Regions from separate parts of the Mus musculus genome. Here region 1 is linked to region 2. The links are chromatin loops, found by intact Hi-C in ENCODE. Cell type or tissue: left cerebral cortex. All regions are shown on one strand.

The links. Hi-C counts contacts between places; a loop is a spot of excess contacts. Peaks named below come from ENCODE experiments on the same cell type or tissue, not always from the same donor. Only the 100,000 strongest peaks of a DNase experiment are listed, where the experiment ranks them.
Region 1: a loop joins it to region 2, with 2.6 times the contacts of the local background. A loop is called at or near these places in 5 of 42 quality-filtered maps.

Annotation. Positions count from the first base shown.
Region 1 is chr4:150,024,765-150,032,764 of GRCm38, reverse strand. It overlaps Gm13067 (a long non-coding RNA gene), which reads right to left and starts at 3,360. Exons shown (of 7, transcript XR_390962.2): 1 at 3,133-3,360; 2 at 2,867-2,924; 3 at 2,265-2,358; 4 at 1-694. In left cerebral cortex, a CTCF peak has its summit at 1,241; DNase peaks (open chromatin) are centred at 2,180, 2,615, 3,146, 3,513 and 1 more place; H3K4me3 peaks cover 2,113 bases; H3K27ac peaks cover 1,873 bases.
Region 2 is chr4:149,803,863-149,811,862 of GRCm38, reverse strand. No RefSeq gene overlaps it. Among named protein-coding and RNA genes, the nearest start is that of Gm42354, 17 kb to the right of the region's middle. In left cerebral cortex, CTCF peaks have their summits at 4,978 (motif pointing left) and 7,251; DNase peaks (open chromatin) are centred at 1,275 and 4,961.

The DNA of each region.
Region 1 (8,000 bases), 220 kb before region 2:
TCGAGCTCTCCCAACCCATCTGCCCTCTCAGCAGCGGCTCCCTGTCCTGCTACTGAGAGATAAAGGTGTCTAAGGATGCTAAGGTCCAGCAGTCCCCATCCCTGTTTCTCTCTGAAGCCGCTGTGCTAGCTTGCCATATCATCCCCTCAAACCAAGTTGGTGTGGTCACTTTGGCCCTGACAATGCCCGTCTAAGGCAAGAATCTCTTGCAGTGAGATGCTTAGGGAAGCTAGGTGTCTGGCCTATTGTTCATTTCACACTGGCAGTATGAACTATTACTTTGACAAGCCTTAGCAGTATGAGAATGCTGGGCACCTGCTTCCTCTCAGAACTTCCTGTACCATCTGATGTCCCTTTAGGTGGCCAGTGGACCCCTGATGGCATTTGCTCTGCAGCTGATACTTGCAGGCTTCTCCCTTGGCTAATTACCCATAGTACTGGTTTGTCATCCCTGCCTCGGGAGGGACAGACTGGAGAACCTTTTGCCTAGGCACACCTGCCTCATTCTTTTGTCCTCCCCCAGGTTGGGGAGGTCACAGAGATGTCCATCTCAGGGATGGGGGAGAATGGTCAGTCCAGAGCCAGATGACACGCCCTAGTAGCTTCTGGGCTTGTGGGGCAGAGCTGGGGCGAGCTAGAATCAGGCCTAGTGATGTCCAAGTCAGGTCCATCTTAGGCACCATGGGACAATGATCTAAAAAAAAAAAAAAAAAAAAAAAAGACAAAACTCATGTGTTGGGGATTCTAATGACATGTTCAGGTACACTGGGCTGGCTCAAAAACAATTGTACCCCAAAATTAAAGTTGTTGATTAATCAAAGACAGTTTTGGATATACAGGGAATGCATTTTGCAAAATGAGCTAAGGGCAGTCTGGTCAGCAGGGATAAAGAGGTGTGTGTGCAAAGCCCATAGGGGGTTTACGTTCAACCCCTGGTGCTTTTCCAGGTGAGGTAAGTATGCGGTCCAACACCCCATAAAATATTTATCTAGAGGTGCACATTTCCCTGAAGATCGTAGTGTGCTGTGTGAGCTGGGTGCCCGGCAGCAGCAGCCCCCTGGGGAGTGCAGACCCAGAACACCCCACAGGCACCCGTGGAGGTCACTTCCCTCTATCAGCTCAGCAGTTAACACGGATTGCTGTTTCAGAGGCTGCCCGGGGAATTTATATTTGAGAGGTTTGCTGCATAGCTTTTGAACTGAAGTTTTATGAGACCGAGGATTTTTTTTTTCTCTCTCTCCCTCTGGTCAAAAGAGGAATCACAAGGAACGGAGTCCTTCAGTGCCAGACAGATGTTCGGTGCCAGACAGATGTTACCGGTTGGCCCTTTGTGACATCACCCCCCAATGCAGACCTGGACCCAAGTACTGTGCGTCTGGGATGCCACGCCAGCAGTACTAGCCTGGAACTAAGCCAGCTGGCTCCACGGCATTGGGGTGGTGCTCTGACTGGGCACACAGAAGTCTGGGTAACAGAGACACAGCTCAGGTGCCTCAGGGTGCTTGGACCTTGCCCAGAAAGAATCCATAGCCAGAGTGCATTTCTACCCATTTTCTGTGCAGGTGACTCTATCTAGGGGAGCTCTTCAGGGGGGCCCCTCCCCCACTCCACAGCGCGGGCCAGTCAGCACTTTTTGCCAGCCAAAGGGGTTTCATCCTTTCTTTTACACAGAAACCTCTGTCCCAGGAAGAGCAAGTCATCTCGACTGAGTTCCCCTCCCGCGCTCCTCTCAGTAAATTCAGGGAAATTCAGCTGTACCCTGGGCATGGCCCGGGAACAAGGCCATGGAGCTGCCTCCGCATCCCCAGGGTGCAAGCCCTGCTGAAGATCGCCACAGCTCAGACCAGCCTTCTCCAGCTCCAGTGCACAGGGCTTAAAGAGCCAGCGAGCCACATGTGCAAGGCAGCAGATGACATGCACCCAGGCAGGACTGAGCCCAAACTCATCAGGAAGTCCGCAGGGTCTCCGCCCCCAGCGCGTGAGAAAGAAACTAACGGAGAAAGTGCGCCCCAATTGTGTTTCGGGTTCGCCTGGGGCCGAGAGCATCTCAGGTCAAGGTACCCAACGAGCTGACCCACCCGGGAGTGGGCACCCCTTTTCTCCCTCCACCCCACCTCCAGCCACCTCCTCCCACTGCAGCCACGGCGGAGGTTCTGCAGTCACTTGAAGGAGAAAGATTTCGCAGTACGGCACTGGCATTCTTAAAGCTGCAGTGTCCAAATTCTCCTTCAAACCCCAGCTGTCCCCGACATCAGCTTACTTACCCGGGTCCTATGCAGAGGGTGGGTGGGTAAGGAGACGAGGCCGTGGAGGGGAAGCTTGGAGAGGCCCTGCAGGTGGGGATCAGACTCCCAGACTCTGGCAAGGGTAAAGAGAGAGGAGACTGTACCGAGAGCCTCCGCAGTTAAACCAGGTTGCTGGGACTGCAGCGGAGACTGCAATGGAGTAGTTTTTTTTTTTTTTTTTTTTTTTTTTTTAATCATACACCCCCATCGTGATTTCCTCCACAAACTTAAATTTTCTACAGCTAATTAAAACACAAGATGCACACACGTGAAACCCACACGAGAAAGAACACCCCCCGCTTTTTCACCCCAAAGAATTTAAATAGCATTTTAAATTATTTTTAAATTGACTCCCGCGAGCAACTGACTCAGCTTTCGCTATGCTGCTAGGCTGGCAAGCCATGCAGGAAAGAGCCTGGGTAGATGGAGTTCATTGAAATCAGAGTTTCTGCAAAGTGCAGGGAGAGAGGACTCCAGCGCCTCAGGGGAGACAGCTTTTCTGAAAACCGAATGAGAGGTAACTACCTAGGCAGGAAACGTCACTAGCACCCAGCAACAGCACACCCATGCCCGAAAGTTACCTCTCTCTCCTGCTCAGCTGCTGAACGGTTGGGATGGCTGGCAAGTTGCAGACTGCTGCTGGAGAGGCAGGACCCAAAAATCAAAGTGTCAGCTGGGTGCAGGGAACAACGTGCTGCAGGCGGGGCTGGTCTCTCCCCATCCCCCCACCCACCCCCAGCATCCCTCCCCAGTTTAATTTAAATCCCTGATACTGCAGGATGCCCACTCCTGTAGGCACGTCTCCAGAGCCGTCTGGGGCTTTGTTCTGCCTTCTAGACTTGCTTACCTGGAGATGATGAAGAGGAGGGAGGGTGGAAGACTCTTTGGACTCCTGAAGCTTTGTGTTCAGAGCCAGAGGCAAAGGTGACAGTGACAGGTGGCCCTCGGTGCTTTCTCCCAGAGGGGAAAGAAGCCGGCTCCTCTCTGCCCACCAGACAGTCCGGGAAGCACCTGCTTTTGTATTGTCGCTAAAAAGAAAAAATATTTCAAACCGCGTGTGCACAAGAGATGTGGAGGGAGGGCACTAAGTGTCACTTTTACCCTGAGGTGTCTTTGGCTCCTGAAGTTTGTGCTCCTGCCTCCGTGTGAGTCAATATCATCTAAGATTGAGGCAAGGATTTAATTGAGAAAGTTCCAGGAGAAAATGCACTTTAAATGCAGATATGGTTAAATAGCTCATTCTGCTCTAATCCACAGGGGAATGCTCAGAACAGACACGCGGAGAGATGGCAGAGGGTGAGGGGGAAGAAGGTATTCTCAGGTTTTACATTTATTATAAACTCAAGAGTATGAGAAAGGACAGTGAAGGAGAAAGTGATTATGTGTGGATGTCTGCATACGTGCATGTGCACACATGCACACACATGCATACACTCGGGAAGGAAAAGTATAACTCCCCCCACCCCCTTTAAAAAGCCTGCTCAGTAGAAACAACTGCACCAACTCCGAGTCCTGTCCGCTTCAGTCCTGAGGGAAGAGACCAGGAGGGGCGCCTCTGCAGCCTGCAGTCTGCGTCCTGCCTGGGATACAGCCATGCTACTGCAGTGCACCATGGCCAACGGGCACCCTTGCCCACCTTCCTAGCTTGCACAGTTCGTACAGCGTGCACTCTGCTGGCGGACACAGCCCAGGACCACCCACGGCCAGACGATACACCCTCCTCTTCCTCTGCTTCCCTTCCTTGTCTGAGAGGAAGGGAGCTGCAGAGACCCCTGAGATGTCATAGCAGAAGAGACCCCAGAAAGTATATAGCCAAATCTTTCCCCTAGGTGGGTGGGAAACCCAAGACTTGCCAGGGCTCCCTCAAGGTCACTTGGGGTCCTTGGTCCTGTAAGGTTCTTGCTGCTCCCATCATCAGACCCTGAGAGTGAGTGACCTGCCCTGGCTGTGACCTCAGATGACCTTGCATGCTTCCTTCTTATGTGTGCTACACAGATTACCCCAGGAAATGATATGATCAGGTACATGCAAATCCAAGCCAAGAACACAAACTCTCTGGAAGCAGAAGATTCAAGCATCCACCCTATGACTGAGGGGCAGACACATGCTGATCTAAAGCAGCGCTTCCTTAGTGTCCACCACGGGCGAAACCCACAACGTTGCCCACCTACATGGGATTCCTTAGGCTTCCCTAAGATTGACCTCAAACATGGAGGCATACATCACATACATCCTCCCATACCCAGGGGCCAAAGTCTAAATGGAGGGGTGGGCAGGAAAGCTTATCTTGGGAGTTGTGAGCAGACTGAGGTAGATCCAGCTTCTCTTCAACTCTGGGGCCCTCCTGCCTTATCTATATGAGGGTGATATTCTCCTTTCTGAGTCCCCACCCCTTTCCTTTTATAATAGAGGTTCAAGGCTACCTCAACCCAAGATTCCTTTGCTAGGTCTTTCATTTAAAAGTTATCATTTTTGCGTGTATGTGTGCATCCTTGCATGAGTTATGTATACCATATGCACGAGGAACTCCCAGAAGTCAGAAGAGGACATCGGATCCCCTGGATGTTGGGTTATAGGCAGTTGTGAGCCACCAACTAGGATCTCGGAACAGAACCCAGTTCTTCTACAAGATCATTAAGTGCTTCTAACCACTGAGCCATCTCTCCAGCCCCTCTCGGTCCTCATCTCAATTATAGCTGCGAAGACCATTTTTCCCAAGCCAGGAGACACTCACAGATCCCAGTTAGACCTCTCTTGGCCTGGCCAGAATGTATCTCTCTGCACCTTGCAATGATTTCTTTCCCCCTCAGAACAATGGCAGCGAAATGGAGCAGCCCTTCACCATTGTCACCAGGGTAGTGACAATGGTGACCCCACTGGTGAAACCACATGCTGGCCTCTCTTGTGCTTCTGGTATTGACTCCTACAACACAGGGCACATCTTGACACTAAAGGGAAACTAAGGCACAAAGAGGCTTGTGTCGCATAGGTATTAGCGGCAGGCTTGAGGCCATCTGGCTCTTACCCACACTTCTGCTTTACCATGTTCGAGCTGCCAGTGCTCCTGACTCAACTTTCTGGTGATAGTTTTCAGCCACCTCTGACGTGCGTCCTTCCTCGGGCATTTTGGACGTGTGCTCTGTGCTGGTCACAATCTCCTTTTCTGCCTCTTCTTCTTCCTCCTCCTCCTCCTCCTCCTTCTCTTCCTCCTCCCCACTTTTATTCCTCAAAAACAATTCCATCAACTTACACTTTGATAGGAAGACAAACTTGCCTAGGCCAGCAAGAGAGGAGGGATGTGCACACAGGGGTCCGAGGCAGCCATGGTCGAGCTCCCTGCAAGGGTGCTGGCAGGCACTGATGTCACCCTTTCTTTTATTTTCTGTAACATAGGGAGAAAACTAGGTTAAAGTCATGTGATGTTCTGGCTGGAGGTTGCTCTCAAACACACCTCCAGGGTCAAGGCGGCGTGTTTCCTGTTTAAGGATGAGGCAGACTCTCTCTATCCTGGAGCCTGGGGCTAGGGTCATTGGAAGCTAGGATGGCTACTGGATTTAGGAGATTCTCTTCAGCAAATCATTTAAAGTCCCCTGGCCTGTGGATTACCACGCGTCTGCATTGGGAGTGGAAAGAGCGACGTGGATCACGGCTTTCCCGTCACTAATACAAAAAGACCGTCACTAGAAAGGGGACCAAGATGGTAGTGCCAGCAGAAGATGAAGGTCTTCTCCTTCAGGATCTCTTAGGTCCTTTATGTTGACGGCCACACGTGGAGATCCTTCTGCTCCGAGGACGTGGGGGTGACAAAGCCAAATGCACGCACCCTTGATGAGACCCCTTCCACCATAACCCAGTGTTCACACCCCGCTCTGGACCACTATACATGCTCAGGCAGAACCATGCATGCCCAAGGAGCAGACAGGCCATCTTGCGCCTGCATCTTTGGGGTTCCCCATTGGCTCATTGTTTGTATTAAACAGATGCCATGTACGGAGAAGAAAGCAGTTCTGCCCACAGAGTCTTTGCTGCTGTCTCTCTTGTCTCCAACACAACTAAAGTGTAGCTGGCATTCCCTTGCTTGTTAAACTGTTCTGTTAAGAGGTTGGGAGGTAGCAGGCTTCTGGGAACGGTCTTCCCAAGGGGGTCTGTGCTTAACAGAAGAACAAAGACATTTTAACTACAAAAGGAATGGTGGGTGCATCTTCAGGCCCCAGTAGCCAAATGGAAGTTATTTTTATCACAGGGCAGACTTCCAGGGCCCTTGAGGGCCTCTTTGCGCATGTGCCTGCATTTCTTCATCTGCACCAAAATGTCCCCCGAACCCGCCTTTTGCTGGCAGGTTGTCTTCCTGTCTCCCTGCCATAGGACAGTTGTGTCATTCCTCCTAAGCCCCCAGCAACAACCAGGAGTAACATAGGGCCCCACAGCACCTGTGAATAAATGGAGAAGAAGCCTTCTGGTTTTTTCTCTGAGGCTGGGTCAAACTGTTCATTTCTAGGCAAATCTGTGTCTTCACACTGCTCGCAAAATTCTCGTGGGTCACCGCGAGAGGAGAGGAAGCTGCTTTTTACAACTCCGTGTCACAGTTGCTGGACACAGACGCAGAAGTTTCCCCTGCCGTGTCCTCTGGCACAGGCTGGGAGTGTTGGCTCCTGCAGCCCCCACCTCTACAGCCCCAAATTCCTTCAAAATGGGCCCTTGGCTTAAGATAAAAGGAAGGCCTCAACAAGGCCAAAGGCTGCAAGACCTCCTAGCCTTCGCACTCTCAGCCAACAGTTCTGCCCCTCCCCACAAGGGCTTCCTTCCATATCTCTGCTCCTCACACCTTTTGCCACAGTCTCTGCAGCCTGGCACTTGCTGCTGTCTGGGGTTCCCTGGCTCTCTGGTTCATGCCTGGCTCTGGCTCTTCTTAGTGGGATGGTACCCTGTGTAGATAGAGGTTTCTTAGTGGGGTGGTACCCTGTGTAGACAGAGGATGGTGCCCTGTGTAGACAGAGCTGTGGAGATTCTTCATGGGAAACCATCTAGTCCGAGAGATATACCCCTCAACAAATGATAGCAACCACTCATAGACTTACCACGACTACTTCCCGGCTGGCCGGCTTCTGGTGTCCTACCATCTTTTACCCCGATGCCCGTGTTTGTCTGTGTCTGCCGCTGTATCAGAGCACTCCAGGCTGGATGGCTGAGACAGTAGAATCTACCCGTTTCACAGTTCTGGGGTTGGGAGTGCAAGAGGAAGTGCAGATGAGGCTGTTCTGCTGGCTTGAAGGTAGAGTCTTCTTCTTGAGTACCCCGCGAATGTTCCTGTCTGTCCGAGTCTCTTTGTACAAGAATGGTGAGCGGACCAGGCCTATCCTAAGGACATCCTTTGAACAAAGATATCTCTTGGAAGTTGGTCTGCAGGTTGGGCACTTAGGGTTAGGGACCCCATGGATGAAGGAAGTTTTCAGAAAAAAAACGAGCTCATTTCTCTTTCACTTAAAAACCCAGTGAGGGGGCTGGAGAGATGGCTCAGTGGTTAAAAGCACTGACTGCTCTTCTGAAGGTCCTGAGTTCAAATCCCAGCAACCACATGGTGGCTCACAACCATCTGTAATGAGATCTGACACCCTTTTCTGGTGCATCTGAAGACAGCTACAGTGTACTTAGATATAATAATAAATAAATCTTAAAAAAAAAAAAGCCCAGTGAGATGGCTCAGGAGAAAAAGGA
Region 2 (8,000 bases):
GTTCTATGTCAAATTGACAGTCTAAAGTCATCGAGAGAAGCGGGGTACTTCTATTGAGGAACTGCCTTCATAAACAAACTGTGGGCAAAACTGTAGGGCATTTTCTTAATTAGTGATTGATAGGGGATGGCCCAGCCCTTTGTGGGTGGGGCCACCCCTGGGCTAATGGTCCAGGGCTCTATAAGGAAACAGGCTGAGCAAGCCATGAGGAGCAAGCCAGTAAGCAGCATCCTCCGTGGCCTCTGCATCAGCTCTGCCTCCAGGTTCCTGCCCTGCTGAGTTCCTGCCCTCGCTGCTGTTGATGATGCACTGTTCTATGGAAGCTGAGTGAAATTAATCCTTTCCTCCCAAGTTACCTTTGGTCATGGTGTCTCATCACAGCCATAGCAACCCAAACTAAGACAAGGTGGGCTCTTCTGTGGGAGCTTGGGAGTGGACTGTGGTAGTTTAAGAGAAATGTCCCTGTAGTCTTGGACATTTGAACACTTGGTGCCCAGTTGTTTGAATGGAATTCGTGTGGTGTGACTTTGCTGGAAAAAGTATGTTACTAGGCTTTGAGATCAAACTCCCCAAACCACTTCCAGTTTCCTCTGCTTCTTATCTGTGGTAAAGGAAGGGTTCTCAGCATCCTCCTGCTGCCTGTGGCCATGTTCCTCCAGCATCCTCCTGCTGCCTGCCACCATGCTCCTCCAGCATCCTCCTGCTGCCTGCCACCATGCTCCTCCAGCATCCTCCTGCTGCCTGCCACCATGCTCCTCCAGCATCCTCCTGCTGCCTGCCACCATGCTCCTCCAGCATCCTCCTGCTGCCTGCCACCATGCTCCTCCAGCATCCTCCTGCTGCCTGCCGCCATGCTCCTCCAGCATCCTCCTGCTGCCTGCCACCATGCTCCTCCAGCATCCTCCTGCTGCCTGCCGCCATGCTCCTCCAGCATCCTCCTGCTGCCTGCCGCCATGTTCCTCCAGCATCCTCCTGCTGCCTGCCGCCATGCTCCTCCAGCATCCTCCTGTTGCCTGCCGCCATGCTCCTCCAGCATCCTCCTGCTGCCTGCCACCATGCTCCTCCAGCATCCTCCTGCTGCCTGCCGCCATGTTCCTCCAGCATCCTGCCACCATGTTCCTCCAGCATCCTCCTGCTGCATGCCACCATTTTCCTCCTGCTGCCTGCTGCCATGTTCCTCCTGCTGCCTGTGGCCATGTTCCTCCAGCATCCTCCTGCTGCCTGTGGCCATGTTCCTCCAGCATCCTCCTGCTGCCTGTGGCCATGTTCCTCCAGCATCCTCCTGCTGCATGCCACCATGTTCCTCCAGCATCCTCCTGCTGCATGTCACCATGTTCCTCCAGCATCCTCCTGCTGCATGTCACCATGTTCCTCCAGCATCCTCCTGCTGCCTGCCACCATGTTCCTCCAGCATCCTCCTGCTGCTTGTGGCCATGTTCCTCCTGCTCCCTGCCACCATGTTCCTCCAGCATCCTCCTGCTGCATGCCACCATTTTCCTGCTGCCTGCTGCCATGTTCCTCCTGCTGCCTGCCGCCATGTTCCTCCAGCATCCTCCTGCTGCCTGTGGCCATGTTCCTCCAGCATCCTCCTGCTGCTTGTGGCCATGTTCCTCCTGCTACCTGCCACCATGTTCCTCCAGCATCCTCCTGCTGCATGCCACCATGTTCCTCCAGCATCCTCCTGCTGCCTGCGGCCATGTTTCTCCAGCATCCTCCTGCTGCATGTCACCATGTTCCTCCAGCATCCTCCTGCTGCATGCCACCATGTTCCTCCAGCATCCTCCTGCTGCCTGCCACCATGTTCCTCCAGCATCCTCCTGCTGCCTGCCACCATGTTTCTTCAGCATCCTCCTGCTGCCTGTGGCCATGTTTCTCCCGCACACTGGACTCACACCTCTGTAATCTCGAATAACCCTTTCTTCTGTAAATTGCCCTGGCCTTGGTGTGTTACCACAGCAGCAGAAAGTAAATAATATAAGTAGCATATACCTGTGGTCCCAGCACTCTGGATGCTGAGGCAGAAGGATGAAGAACTCATAGCAAGAATTATCCAAAAGAGAAAGGGAAGGGCCAGCCAGGTGGCTCCTTGGATAAAGGCATTTGCAGCCAAGCTCGATGACTTGAATTCCATCCCTAGAACCCGCATAAGGACGTTCTCCCACAATTGCCCTCTGACCTCCCCAAGCACGGTGGTGCATGCATACACAATTAGAATTCGATAATTTGGAAAAACATGGTGCACGCCTTTAATCCCGGCACTTGGGAGGCAAAGGCAGGCAGATTTCTTAGTTCGAGGCCAGCCTGGTCTACAGAATGAATTCCAGGACAACCAGGGCTACACAGAGAAACCCTATCTGGAAAAACCAAAAATAAGGAAAAAATGGGGAGAAAGGAAGGGGAAAAGAGGACGCAAGAACGGAGGGAAGGCAGGTAGCAAGGAACAAAAGAGTAAGTTAGGAAAGGGGGAGGGATGGGAGGATGGAGGGAAGGAATGGAGGGGGAAGAGGAGCCTAGAAGAACTGGTCAAATGCCTGTCAGTTGACTAAAGCCTTTAGTCACCCCTAGCTGGCCGTGCTGAACGCACCTCTGACCAGTGTCACCAGGCTAGAGTCCATGTATAACCTGGAGGGCCAGGCTGCAAAACCAACCAGTGCTTCCAAAAAAGCTTGAGAAGGAGGCAGTGTGTCTGGGATGAGCAGAGATGGGAGGGATGTTAGCCCCTTAGCATCTCCACAGCCCTCCTGGGGCCACTGCTCTCCTAAGCAGGCTCTGTGCCCAGAAGTCCTATCACTTCCTCTCCTAACACCTGCCAGCTCAGCTCCCCCACGCTCCCCACCCCCACCCCAGCCCCACGGCTCCTCTAAATCAATCCAGAGGCCAAGTCCTCTCATCTCGCCTCATCAGTGGGCCCTCCAGCCTCTCCATCATTTTTATTGCCTTTTCCTGGCAAAACTCCCTCCAAAATTATCAGCAAACTCCACGTGGGAAGGCCTAAGAGAAAATCCCCCTGGTAAGGACTGTCTTCTCCTCTCCCAGAGCGCTTTTCTCAACTCTAACGTTCCTCCTCAGCTGATTACAGGCGCGACTTGGGCCAGATGGGAGGACCCATGATTCCGTGATTCCCTTGGGCTTCTGCATGTCTGAGCCTGCATCCTCTCTCTCTCTTCCCCTCCTCTCAACCTGCAGCCTCCCCCCCCCCCAATCACCCTCAGCATCGCTGTGTTCCTGCACCAAGCACCTTCACCCTAGATAGCCAAGCCAGGGATCCTGAACCACGGGGCCCACCTGCTTGCTCACCAGCATCCTAGGACTCCCGTAAATGTCTGCGGATCATGCTCCACCCAGCCAGAGCGCTTTAGCACACGATCTCGTTTCATCCAGAAGGACATTCAGGGCTCCATTATAGGGAGGTAGGCACAGGTTCTGGCGGATTAAGTAACAGCAGGCCTCGATCAGCGGGGCAGGAAGTAACAAGACTGCAGACCAAGGTCTCACCTTTCCCAGGGAACCCGAAATCAATCCCTCGGTGCTGTACCGGGGCAGCACGAAGTGTGTAGTGGGGATGGGACTCTAACTACTGCTGACTCAGCAGGTAGCAACCCTGAGCTCCCAGTCGCTGGTCCAAGCTGGGTTAATTACACTTTACGGAAAGTATTCCCTGGTCTCCTTCCCATCTGACACCCTGGTTCTTACTGATTTGGGTTACAAATCTGATTCTACCTCTGGCCAAGAGAGGTTTTCTTCTTCTGGGTAGAGCTTTGCATTGCATTAACCCTTTAAAATTAGCAAGTCAAGGGCCAGCAACACGGCCCTTGGGTCTTTCTGCCAAGCCTGAGGCTCTGAGTTCAATCTCTGAGACATTTAAGGTCAAAGGAGAGAACTGACTCCTGCAAGTTGCCCTCTGACCTCCACATACGTGTCCACACGAGCGCACACAGGAAGGAAGGAGAAGTGTTGTTAAAGTTACACATCTCGGCAGGCCGGTGAAATGATCAGGGTCAAGGCCCTTGCGGCCAAGCCTGACATCCAGAGTTCAATCCCCAGGACCGACTTGGTGAAAGAAGAGAACTGACTCAAAGTCGTCCTAACGTCCTGTGGCACACTCACACACACATTTGTACAGACACACATAACATGTAAAGATATAAATGTCTCAAAGTCATTAAAATTAAACAGGTCAAGCAAAAACATGTGCAAATATTATAACGGCACTATAACTGTAAGTGATAAACAACTTAATATCCACTAATGAATGAGTGAGTACAGACCACACATACTTAGGGCATTATTCATCCTGAAAAGAGCTAATGCTCTGACACCTAACACACGGGTGAGCCTTTGAAGTCTATCTCGGAGAGGAGGAAGGCAGAAGCTGAGAGTCCCCCAATGTGTAGCCCACGGCTATGAAATGCTGAAATGCACAGGGTACACAGACCCACAGAGACAGAAGAAGGCACAGTGGTTTCTGGGGGCTGAGAAGGAAGATTCCCTAGAGGCGGGACTTCTGGGTCAGAGGTAACTCTACTCAAGTCTTTGAAGCATCCAAATCCACGGAAAACCTAGCATGGAAGGATGCAGCTGACATCCTCGAATCCCCATGTGGAGATGGCAAGAAGAGATGGCTCAGTTCCAGGAGGCTAGCACACGGGCCAGCTAACTCGCTTACACAGCGGGAACAACACAGACCCTGTCTACACAATGCATTCACGCACGCGTGCGCACACACACACACACACACACACGCACTAAAGTGTACATTTTCAATAGGTGGATTATGTGATATGTGAGTTATACCTCAACAAAAGTGTTCTCCCTCTCGCTCTTCCTTCCCCCTCCCACATGGAAACCAAAGGTTCTCAAAGTGACACTCAGAGTCAACCGCGTTTCTCAGCTCATGGCCTTGGCCCTGACTTTGCAAGCTTTTGAGCAAACGGGCCTATCCTATATGGATTAGCATGGTCTCGGGCGCCCCCTGGTGGGCAACAAGCATTTACTCCATTGCCAGATGCGGGTGCTGGTTGCCTGTGGTTGACTGAATTGCCCCTCAGTCATCTAAGCCTCTTTGAACACCAAGAACGCTAGTCCTGCCTACTACATAACATTTAAAGGTTTTTAAATTTCTGGTATATTTTTTAAAACAACTAAAATAAATTTAAAACACACACACACAACTCTAGTCTCTTTTCACCCTGATCTCTGCCATCTCCCACAACAGCGTCATCTTAAAGCTGACTCCAGAAAGCATTCTAGGCCCACTGTAACTATTTAATCACAAAAGATCAGGAAACCAAGAGACTCTTGCTGCTCTGTGAGAGGACTTAGGTTCAGTTCCCTGGGCCCACAAAATGGTGCTCGGTCACCTCTGACGCCAATTCCAGTGGGAACTGCTGGCCTCGGATCAGATGGCAACTACACTTATGCTCGTACATACACATACACACACAAGCATACACACACTACACACAAAGACACACACTACACACACACATACACACACAAGCATACACACACTACACACAGAGACACACACTACACACACACATACACACAAACACACACATAGCAACTGCATTCATTCACACACACACACACACACACACACACACACACACACACACACACACAATATAAAGAAACCTTGATACTGCCATACTTATTACTGACATTAGAGCCGGAGTCCAATACTGATACCACTGGACGGCCTCACCAGTGATAAAAATATTAGCTATTTTTTAATCTGTCTGCATCAGAATCTCCTGGTCTTTAGGGTCTCTGTCCACCTTTACTCTCTCACTTGGAACCTGTTGTTAGGATGAGAACTGTGTCTATTCTAACCCAACCTTTGTCCTCGTGAACAATGGAGCAAGCTGACTGTTTCACGGTTAAAGCCAGGGGGGTTCAATGGTCCCCAGATCTCTGTTTCTGTTACTTTTATCATTTAAAAATATTTTTTTCCAAGCAGGGCCACATGCAGCCCAGGCTAGCCTCAAATTGTCCATGTAGCCAAGGGTGACCTTGAACTTCTGACCCTATCCTCCATTTTCTGGGAGTGTAGGCTTGTACTACCATGTCTGGCTTTATGTGATCCCAGGGATGGAACTCAGGTCTCTTTACATCCTAGACAAGCCCTCCCACACCGAGATACAGTCTCCTAAGAATGGTTTTTAAAAACAGATATTGGGAGCTGGAGCAATGGCTCCGTGCTTAAGAGCCCTTGTTGTTCTTGCAGAGGACCTGGGTTGAGTTCCCAGCACCCACACAGTGGCTCACAACCACCTGTAACTCCAGTTTCAGGGGACCCAACACTGTCTTCTGGCCTCCAAGAGCAGTGGATAAATGTGGTACCCTTATATGCATGCAGGCAAAGCATTCATAACATAAAATTAAAATAAATCTTAAGTCTAAAATAAAAAACAGAAACCACACAGGTGCTGTCATAGAGAAGTTACAAGCTCCACATCTTCTTTCAAATGATGTCAACCTGACACTTGTATCTAGAGAACTCTGGGGTTTCTGGGCAGCTAAGGACTCTGTTGCTGACATATGCCTTTAACCCCAGCACTCGGGAAACAGAAACAGGAGGATCTCTGAGTTCGGGGCCAGCCTGGTCTACAGAGTGAGTTCCAGGACAGCCAGGGCTACACAGAGAAACCCTGTCTCGAAAAACAAACAAACAAACAGGGCTCTATTTTTGGACGCTTCTGGTGAGACAAAGGGGAGAAAATGGGGCAAGAAGGGGAGCCCTTCTCTGTCTCTCTCCTTCTTGCTCCCTAACTTGACCTAAGTCCTAGGAGCCCATGACCCCTTCTCACTTAACTGTCTCTCTGCCCTGATTTCAATGCTCTGGAATATTCTCTTACCCCCAACCCTTGATCACCTACCCTGTACCCTGTTTCTGGTCACACCTCGATTTCCAAGGAGACACCAATATTCTTAAATCTACACATGACCACCTCTGGATGGGTTTCTCAGTTGAGGTGTGGTCCACTCTGCTGATGTTGGTTATAGGCAGATAAAGGCATGTTCCTTTAGACTATCCCCCACATATGTCCATCAGTCTTATCCTGTGATGTGAGAGGGAAGGAGAAAGCTGAGAGAAATGCAGCCAGGGCCCTGGGGACACAGAAAAAAGCTTCCCAGACCGATGCAGTCCGGCCCTAAGTACCTCCATGGCTACCTTTCCTCTGCAGCCACCTAAGGACACAGTGGCGCCAGAAGGAGCCTCAGGGACCCATTTAGTCCTCGCTCAGTGCATGTACTGGCCTCTGGGGGCAGCTCGTGTTACCTCTGTGTTTTCAGGAAGCAGAGATAGGGGAATGGGTTTATAGTGATTCAATTTAATGAGGATCCCAGTCAGCAAGGAGTGGGCCATGCACCTTAGGTCTCAACTGCCCTGTCCAGGGGACAGAGACCACCTGTCCTTGCTTCTCAGCCACTGTCAGTCCTCTTGATTGTCCCTGTGGTGGTTTAAATAGGAATGGCTCCAATGGTCTCATGTGTTAGAATGCTTGGTTCACGGGTGTGACACTATTAGGAGATATGGCCTTGTTGGAGTCAGTGTGGACTTATTAAGGAAGTGTGTCACTCTGGGGACAGGATTAGAGATCTTCTATGCTCAAGCTATGCCTAGTGTGGCTCACAGTTTCCTTTTACTGAGGAGATGTAGAATGCTATGCTCCCTTCCCCAAGGAAAACATACAGACCTCAGGCTGCCAGACTCCAGGGCATAGGAGGACTACCATTGGCCATACATTTCCCTGTGGTATAACAGGTACCCCTTATTCTTTCCCCCCACATTCTTGGAGTAGTATATTTTCATCCCCCCAATCCTCTCTGGTCCCCTTGATACCCAGGCATCAGAAACAGCTTGGCTTTGTGACTCCCCACTCCCTTCCCCGAGCCTTCCTCTGACAGCCCAGCTACATGAATCCTCCTTCCTCCGAGATCTGTAGAAAGACGGGATCCCCACATGCCTCGTGGGCCAGAACTTTCCTCAGAGA